2 separate regions of the Homo sapiens genome follow, and region 2 is linked to region 1. Evidence: chromatin loops called from intact Hi-C (ENCODE). Cell type or tissue: endothelial cell of umbilical vein. All regions are shown on one strand. Each heading gives the region's core, and the rest is flanking DNA. Links, peaks and the distances in the headings are about the cores only. Region 1 overlaps TCF4 (transcription factor 4). Region 2 overlaps LINC01929 (long intergenic non-protein coding RNA 1929).

Region 1 (2,500 bases), core at 1-2,500:
ACTGCCACAGTACTTTTTCTCACTCATCACCCATACCTGATTCAGCTGGGTTAATGTTAAAAGCCAAAATTTATCAATATCAATTTTTTTCCCAAATCATTCTTATTTTAGTACTGTTTATGCTCAATAAAAGTTTATGAATTTCTTTCACTGTTATTTAATGAAAACCCAGAATTTTTTAAAATTGCACATTATCTCTTTAAAAAAAGTCTTTTAGATTACTCGTGGGATTTACTCTAAGTTGTTGTCTTTTAATAGAAGATGATGCAAAACTTGTCTCACCTGTTCCTTCCTGGTCGTGTCTGTGTTTATGTGTGGGGTGGGTATATAAGTGCTTTTGATTAACAGAATGAAGAGAGTGCTTATTTTGAAAACTCAGTCGTTAAAATTCAAGTTTATTTTGAGTTAAAGAACACCATATTTAGATTAGGAATGGACCAATGACCTGCTTAAGCTTTAGGCTATCGATTGGCCTTGAGGGAACTTAGATCTGCTAAACACGAACTTGAAAAGGCACTTCAGTGATGGATGTACGTTGGATGCTCTCACTGTATGGTCATTCACTTGCATTTTAAAATTTATGTTTTGTTTTTCCTTTATACCTACTCTTTTCATTCCGTTTGTCAGAGGTGGCCATTTAAAGTATTTGACAATTGTTTGTTCTCTGCCTAGCAAGTTGTCCTATTGCTCCATGATGTGAAAGAACAAAGGTAATCAACAGTTAGAAACCTCAGGAAATTGCTAGAATCTTCACCCCCAAAGAGGGTTAATAAACCCTAGATAATTAGTTCATTTAGAATGAAAACCATTTTCATTGTAATAATCACATTTCCCCTCTGATTATCGAGCAATGCATTGGGAAGCCTGATATTTATTCACAAATTTTTTAAAATTGAGAACATCCTGTGCTGAGATTCCAGTCAGCTTCATCCATCCATTTTTTGTTAAAAGTTTCTCAACTATCATCCTTCATCCAGACAAATAAACATAACCAGGATTTCCCCTCTAACTTTTTGGGAATTCATTTACACGTGTACCATTTTGAGGGAAAAAAACAATTGTCCTCGAATTTCATTTGACTCAGGTGATTGTGGTAAGCTCGCTAACCAGCTTCATCTAGGAAGTGCAGCAATCTGAGTCAACTTCCTCCATCTCTGTTTTTACATTGTCCAGTGTGATGCTTCCTCATTGTACCAAAATAGAAATGGTTTGTTTTTGTATCAAACTTGGAGACTGGCTATGGATTACACTGGGTTAGGATAAGGGTTTGTTATTTTTTTTTTTTTAAGAACATTCCACTTATCCCAAGGGAAAAAGATTGACGGCCTGGGGAAAAATAAGAGGCATAATGAAGTCTTTTCTCCTTAAATAAAAATCACATCTAGTCTTCAGATGTGTCAATTGCACTATGTTTGCCTAATTTCATTTAATATTTGAGAGATTTAGTAGTAAATTTATGACTTTTGCAGTTACTTTGCAAAAAATTGAGGAAGGAAGAAGTGAATTTCACTTTGAGTCAAATGTGTAGGTTCCAGTGTAATTAAACCTAAAAATCTATATATTCTGGTCTTGCTACTTGGTATTACACTTTGCCATATCACATAATGCTATTAGCTACATTTTACCTTGTTTGCAGGGTGATGCCATTTTGTATCTCTGGTTTGTTGAATTTCCTAGAAGATGTTATGTTCATGTAGATAATGGCATACTCATTGAATTCTTTACCTCAGACATGAAAATATGTGGAAAAGTGGGGAAATGAATCTGATCAGATTTCACTGTATACTGAAATTTGAGAATCTGGTTTTTGCATCTATTTTGCATGCTGCTGTCTCTCCAAACCATATATGTCTGTGTGAGTTTTTATAATGCCACATAAAGCAAAATGAGAAGTCTCTTCTTTCTTCTAAAGGGAAATAGTGCCACAGAAAGGTAGAAGTCAAATATTTACTTATGGATCAAAAATCTAGTTAAAAAACAACCCATTGCTTACCTTAGTAATCAATGTGAATTACTTTATAATCAATATGAATACAAGCTATCTGACCAGTCACTCAGAAAATAAATATTTGATCATGTGATAAACCATTTGAATGTCTACATATGAACCCAGGCCATATAAAAATAACCAATTCAAGATAACATAGGAAGTCACTAAAAAAGACACAAATAAAATTAGATTTCACAGTTTACGCTGATATTTTGATACTTTTCTGTGATAAAAGCATCTTCCAAACTAAATGTGTCCATATTTGAACCATGTAAATAGTTAAAAGTATTTTACCTGAGAATATCTAAATGATGCCAAGAAAATAAGTTCATGCCACTAAAAAGATTGAGATGATTTGTGCTTTATCTGACTTCTTGGTGTAATATGGATTTACTTCAGATAAGTATATTTTCTACTTATCCGATAAGTGTGTTTATCTGAGATAAATATTTTCTCCAGATACGTGTGTATATTGAAAAAAAATTTAAAATAATTAGGATCCCAATTGAA
Region 2 (7,135 bases), core at 2,620-5,119, 220 kb after region 1:
TCTGAAATGAACCATCTATGTTTTTCAAGCTTACAAAAGGAAAATGTTATAAACATCATTAGAGGCATTCAGATGATCCTGCCTGTTTTCTGAATGGTTAACCATAATTAAATACTGTATTAGTTATCTAATTGCATACCAAATTACCTGAAAATTTGGTGGCTTAAAACATCTAATGTTTTCAATCTCACAGCTAGAGTGGGTCAGGAATCTCGGTGGCGTAGTTCAGTTCTCTGGCTCAGGGTCTACCATGAAGTGTTGGCCAGGGCCGTGAGGACTCAACTGGGGTGAATCTACTTCCCAGCTCATTCCCACAGCTGACCTCGGGGCCCTTGGACTGGCAGTTCCTTGCCTCATGGGTCTCTTCCCAGGGCTGTTCACAACATATGAGTTGTTGTTCCCTAGAGGAACTTCCCCTAGAGGGAAGGCTCAGAGAAAGGAGGCGGGGAAGGCAGGCAAGACAGAAACCAAAGTTTCTTTGGAACCTTATCTGGAAAGTGCCATACTATCACATTTGCTATTTTCCACTTGTTAAAAACATGTCACTGGTTCCAGCCCACACTCGAGGAATGTGACTCTACAGAGGTGTGTATATTAGGAGTCTGGGGTCCTTGAGGGTCATCACAGAGGCTGCCTACCACATATACTAATTTCATTAAGGTCTTTTTAATTATTTCTTTGTGCAATGAGGGTTCAAACTCCCTGGCCTTGAGTAGCAAAGGAAGATGTCACAGCCACAGTAAAAGCATTAGGACGTGTCTTTATGAGTACTCAAGAGGAAAGAAAAAGAGAAGAAATAAAGTATGCATGTTGCAAGGTGGAAGGGATGGGGAAGAGAAAAAGAGAGACAAACGAAGAATTATGGAGGCATTTTTCTAGAATTATATGTCTTCCTTTGGAAGAAAGGAAGCAGACTGAAAGCTTCCTGAAAGAGATATGGCCAGTGGACTCCTAAAAGTCCTCTTGTTCCTGCTCATTCCTCAGTTCTCTGGGTTAGAAAGTGTCTCACGTTCTCCACTCATTCATACATGTTTGACTATTATTGATCTATTATTACCAAAGTAATTGGCTGAAATTTTATAATTTTGGCTGTCCACTTGCCAAAAAAAAGGAAAAAAAAAAAAAGATGAACAATCAGCCCCATACCAAGTACTAAAGGGGATACAATTGTATAATATATCTCCTGCCTTTGAAGATCTTATATTCCAATTAAGGAAATAAGACAAACATATGGAAACAGTTATGTTAAAATTAAAGATTTAAATAACAGTTTAAGGTAAGAGTAGAATGTTGTAAGGCAGCATGTGATTAATTACCAGACAAATTATATAGAATTCGTTACTATTGGAATCCAAGGGAGAGACTGATCATTGTGAGCAAGGTGATTGGGGAACATATTGTGAAGAAAATGATAAGGATCTGGAAAGGGAGAGTAAAGTAAGGGCATTCCAGGTGGATGGGATGGCATGAGTAAAAATAAGAAGGGAGGACAGGTGTTTTGGGGGAACAATGAGTTAACCAGTTTGGAGAGTGGGTTTTTGGAGGCGAGTAGTCTGAAATGAGGTAAATGGTAAGTCAGACAGCCATGCAGGAACAGGTTGAGTTTAATTATCTAACCTGTGCTTGGTCCCTGAGGCAGATGGCTCACCAACAAACATGCTTGAATTACCCTCTATTAGAATTTTCAAAAAGGGGTAAGTTCCAGGTTGATTCACTGAACATCTTGGGCTCCCATCCCGTGCCTGTCTTTTAATAGCAATTGGTGGCAAATGGAAACGGTACCTGTGCTTTGTCTCCATAGCAGCAACTCACAAAAGCCTTGATGGCACCCAACTGAAAGAGCCTGAATTGTTGTCACCCCCCACTGAAAGACGAGGAGGCAATACAGGGAAGGAACGTGGCTGTTTCAGGAGGCTGTGGGATTAGGGAGACAGGTATGCTGGGCACCAGGAGATCCCAACCGAAGTAGAGTTGCAAAGAGGATTCAGGGTATCAAATCATAAAGCATTCAAGTTAAGACAGCAGGAAAAGATGACACTGAGCCTGCCTTCTTCACATTCTGAGAACTTGGAACCATGGAGAAGGGTCATAGAACCTTCAGAGAAGACCTAAAGAAACCCCTAAGTAGATGTGACATCTAATTCAACACCACCCCCTCCAACTTCCTAACTTTTACGTTACTCAATCTCTCTAAATTCCATCTGCTCATCTATCAAATAGCTATAACAGTATTACTCACTATATCCATGACATTGTTTTGGAAATTCAATGAGTCCACACGTGTCAAAGATTTCAAAGTGCCTCCCAAAAAGTTCTCATAACTCTTAGGTACTGCTTTTGTTGCTGCTATTGTCAATCTGTTCTTCCTGGCATCTCCATATCTTTGATAGTCATAAAAGCACATAACCACATAAGGTGGTAAAATCATAGTTTTCTCTTAGATGTAGGTCTCTTTGAAAGGCTTGGAATGACCCAAGGAAGGCTTAACATTAGAATGTCTCTGGGTTTTAGAATGTTTCTCACTCCCTCTTTCCTACTCCCTCTCCTGTCTCTGTCTCTTCCCTCCCTTCAGTAAGCCACATAGTCAATGCCTTCTCTGTGCCAGGCACTTTGCAAAATACTTCTAGCATTTCTAGGCTCTGGATATGCAGATTTGGGCAAGGCCAGTAATTAATTTTTGGCTTCTGAAAGGTAAGTGATCATGTTCAGGTGTGGATTCAGATAAAGTAAGTTAGTAGGGTCTCTCAGTAGAGGAAAAAATGGGAGATTTCATCTTAAGAAGGAAGAGGATGAAAATGTGAACCCAACATGTGCTGTTTGGGAATAGATTCCAGTGGTGTGTCTGGAGCAGCAGGGGGGCATCTGTGGGTGTCCACAGGCAGCTGGCCAGCAGGCAGACAGCACAGGGCTCAGAACCAAGGCCTCCTGGTGCAGGGAAGGTATGCAGACAGCACCTGGGGCCCCATTTCTGTACCTGGCCTGGCTTCCCAATCCCATCAGCTGCTAAATTATGGGGAGGAGAGTACCATGAAGGCAACAGAACTCATCTTCTTTTAATTATTATTCTATGGTAGTATGGTCATGACTTGTATTTAATATCTTCTGGCTGGCAACAATGTACTGAATGCTCTGCAGACCACAGCATTAAGCATGGCTGGCCATTGGCTGTTATGCTATGGGCTGACATCTTAATTCTACAGACATGAGATGCTTGGGGAAGAAAAGGAAGGCTCCTATGGCACCAGGGCAAATAGCAAGATGGTAGCTCCTTGGTCCCAGACTTGGAGTCCTTGACCTCAGCCTCTGTCCAGAGGACCCTTCCCACAGTTGCACAGCAGGACACTGATTTATGATACTTCAAGAGGTGTTTTCAAAATGAGTGGGCACAGAAAAAGTATCTAAAAGAGTTTAAGATATTAATTTATTTCAGATATCCAGGATACTCAGGAAGACTGCAGTGAGAAGGGATCCCACAACAAATTATGACCAAAAATAGCTAAGAATATTGCATTTCCAATTTGCCAGTATGCTAGTGGCGTAGGAGGCTAAAGGCTGGTATGAGCTCAGCCCGGGCTTTTGCCTGCATTGTCGGCATCCCAAATTAGCAACAAGTGTCATCAAATATATGAACTGGGAGGAATTCCAAAGGAACCAAATCATTGCTCTCCAAATAGATGGAGAGAGGATGTAGTGAGGGGTCAGAAGTGGAGAGGACAGGCACAGGAAACGTTTGTGGTGTCATTTCTGTCCCCGGACAGGATGCCGGAAGGAGAGAGGTCAAAGCAACAGGAAGTCTAGCATCACGGTACAAAACGTTATCAAGACTGATGGGATTTTAATTGTTTCATTCTTTGGGGCAAATGCTGTGTGATCACTTAGCCATCGAATCTCTATTGTGTTATGTTTTGTAAAATTTATTTTTAATTTAAAGTCAATATAGGAAAGGTTGAACAAACAAAGGTAGAGGTGGGAGTGCAGTGGGGGAAGAGCTTGTTAAAGTAAACGATCCAAAAACTACAAAAATGCTGGAGGACTTTTGTGCAGGTCTCTCCCAAGCTGCATTTCCCACTGGACATCTGGATTATAATTCAGAGTACCAGTTTCTGGCTTTTGGCCCTACTCAGATCCTCTGAGTTTCCAGTCTTACCTAAGTAATCCTCCCTAGAGGAGTTTATGTGATAAACTCTATCCACTCCCCTGGAGGTGTATGTATCAGAAAGTCCTTTGAGTAGGCCACAGAGAGAGAATATAAACTCCTGCACCTCCTGGGCTGCCTGAAGTTCCCCTCAATCACACAATTCCTGCTGCTTTGGCTGTTGGTTAGCATGACAAAAGCAACTCTTCAACTTAGGCTACTCTCTTCTAAAGGCTAAGGGACAATTGATAGCATCATCCCCTCAAATCTAGGAAGAAACTATGAAATGACATACCTCTTTAGAAAATGATTTGCCCATAGAAGATCTCAGTCTATATCCACGAGAGAGAAAGAGCTTAAGTGTCATTCAGATTTACATCTCTCCAAGTATGAGGGGTTGGGGGTTGGATAGTATAGCTCACAAACATGCCCTTGGAGTAAGGAAAGCTCTCAGCATTTGAAAGTGTTCTCCAGGCTGATGCAGTGTTGTGTTCCAGGTTCCTCTGAGTAGCTCCTAAACTCAATCTGAGTTCTTTGTAGCAACCTGCGTGGTGCCCAGGAGCTGCCCATTTGCCATTGGCCTGACTAGTTGGATTTTAGTTGCTGGACTCTAGTCCAGGGAACCTACTCTGAGCCACCCTCCATCTGAACTTCACTGTATTCATATTCTCCCATGATTTCAGGGCTATACTAAGACTGGGATAAAAACTGCTGAGTGCTGGCATGACACAAGATGGAAAATATGGGCTATCTCACATGGCTAGAATCCCCATACCCTCCCATAGGAAAACAGGTCTAGCCATTCAGCCCCAGAAGTATATCTTGGCCATTTTCTGAGAATAAGAAATATAAGGCTATTTAAACTGTATTTAGAATATCCCCAATCTTCAGATTAGATTGATGACAAAGATTTCAGAAAGAAATATCATTTGTTCATTCACTTATTAATTCAAAAAATACCTATTAGATACCTACCATGGGCAAGGCACTCTGCTGGATGCTGGGAAGATATGAGTTAAGAGGACAGACATTTGTCAGCTCCCATGGATAACACAGAATAAAGCAATAGAGCCATTCTTAATTGTGATATGCGCTGAGAAGATAACCAGCAAGGGACTGAGATGGACGGGATCTTTTAGCTGGGTGCTAAAGGCTTACTTGAAGAGTTGACATTATCCTGAAAAGAAGAGGGGTTTCTTTTTGAGAAAAAAAGGAGAGGAAAGGGAGAGACCATCAGTAGAGAGAGCAAAGAACATGTGCACAGCCTTGAGGTGAGGAAAAGCTTGTGTGCTCCAGGGGTGGAATGAGAGGAGCCCAGTGGGGCTAGAGGATTGTGACCCAGGGAAAGAGGAGTCAAGATTGGAAAGAGTCAAGGGCAAGATCAAGGATGGCCCTAAAAGCCAGAATGGGAAATTGTTTTACTCTGAATGTGGCAGGAAGCTAAAGAGTTGTGATTAGGGCTCATTAAATGAATGAAGGCGAGTGACATGATACAATTAATATTTTTTCATTTGTGCTTCTTCATTGAGAATAGATTGGAGAAGTGAGAAGAGGAGCAGAGAGACCAGCTGGGAGCTGCTGTAGTAACCCAGGTGAGGGAGATGGTGGTCTGGACCAGTGCTTCGCATGGAGGTGGACAGAAGTGATATAACTGATTTAAGTCAACCAGCTGCTTGATCCAAATAATGCCAAATGAGTTTATTGCCATCTCTTCATATTTTACAACCAGATCACTTCTGCATAAAACCACATGGAAGAATAAGAAGGGAAAAACAATCAAGCAATAAACTGTTCATCTGAAAATAGTTAAATTCTCCAACAGTTGATTTTAAAATATTTTCCTAAAATCTATTAAGATTTGTTCAAAGTAATTCTTCTATGGAGGCACATCTCTGGACTGAAACAACCAGCCTTTGCCTTTGGTGTGGTCCTGTTTCAGTCAAAATGGCTAACAGGCTATGAAGAAAATCAAATTCCAAGTTACTCAAATGTGGAGAAAATCTGGAGGTCTGGTATGGGCATCTTTTCAAAATGTTTTAATTACACATTGATTTACAAATGACATTGTCTAGTATGGTAGTTTTAAAAAAATCATCATTTTTAAACATCTGCCAAATTTTAAATGGTAGTTTTTCATGAAAGTACAAAGAAAACTTCATCCACGATCACGAAATTTTCCAACTCATATATCCTGATCAAAACAAAGACTTTCTATGGACAATTGTTGAACCACGCCTGACCTTGGACCCTGTGCTATCTACTCTTCTCAGTGTCATTCTCTATCTAGTTTGGCTTTTCCAAGTTTAATCACTAAGATATTCAGATATTATTACAAAATATTATTACAAGCCCTTTAATTACCTTGATAATATTACTGGCAATATTAAAAACTTTTAGCAGTATCTTTCATGGTGTGTGCTTTGCCTGAAAAGGAAAGATATCTCTGATTAAAGTTTGAAACCATTAATAATATAGAACACCATACAAATGACACTTTTCCAAATTAGAAATTTTAAGATCAAAGATTATTTACGGGCTTATATTTGTATCTAATTTTAACATTTTTATGTAGAGAAGAGGTCTCGCTGTACTGCACAGGCCAATCTCAAACTCCTGACTTCAAGCTATCCTCCTGCCTCAATCTTTTATTTACTTTTAATGCTATTCTTTGTTCACTTTGCTGAGATATCTAGGTCAAAGCCTAAAGGCTATGTATTTTAATTTCAAGGCTGCATGTTTATATCCTCTCATACCACTAACATCCTGGCTAATGTCTTAATGACTAATTTTTTCCAGTTTTACCACGGAATTGTCTTGAAGTTGGTGCATATTTCACAGACTCCAATCTGAAGTGTGGATCACAGCATTTGTTAGAAACTAGTTGACTTTGACTCTTTTTCACTCTGAGATAGAATCTAATTGGACCTGTTATCTTGATTTTTATTGGTCAAAGCTTTCATTTCAGGCCTCCTAATAGGATGCTGACCAGCCAATGGAATG

Evidence for each region. Hi-C counts contacts between places; a loop is a spot of excess contacts. Peaks named below come from ENCODE experiments on the same cell type or tissue, not always from the same donor. Only the 100,000 strongest peaks of a DNase experiment are listed, where the experiment ranks them.
Region 2: a loop joins it to region 1, with 7 times the contacts of the local background. A loop is called at or near these places in 6 of 110 quality-filtered maps.

The regions. Positions count from the first base shown.
Region 1 is chr18:55,327,168-55,329,667 of GRCh38, reverse strand. The region is part of intron 8 of TCF4 (transcription factor 4); the gene reads left to right. Among named protein-coding and RNA genes, the nearest start is that of TCF4-AS1, 120 kb to the left of the region's middle. In endothelial cell of umbilical vein, for the core only: no CTCF peak of the experiment used is centred there; DNase peaks (open chromatin) are centred at 527 and 1,167; H3K27ac peaks cover 2,207 bases.
Region 2 is chr18:55,107,188-55,114,322 of GRCh38, reverse strand. It overlaps LINC01929 (long intergenic non-protein coding RNA 1929), which reads left to right. Exons shown (of 3, transcript NR_110743.1): 3 at 5,670-7,135. Among named protein-coding and RNA genes, the nearest start is that of LINC01929, 14 kb to the left of the region's middle. In endothelial cell of umbilical vein, for the core only: no CTCF peak of the experiment used is centred there; a DNase peak (open chromatin) is centred at 3,692; H3K27ac peaks cover 1,627 bases.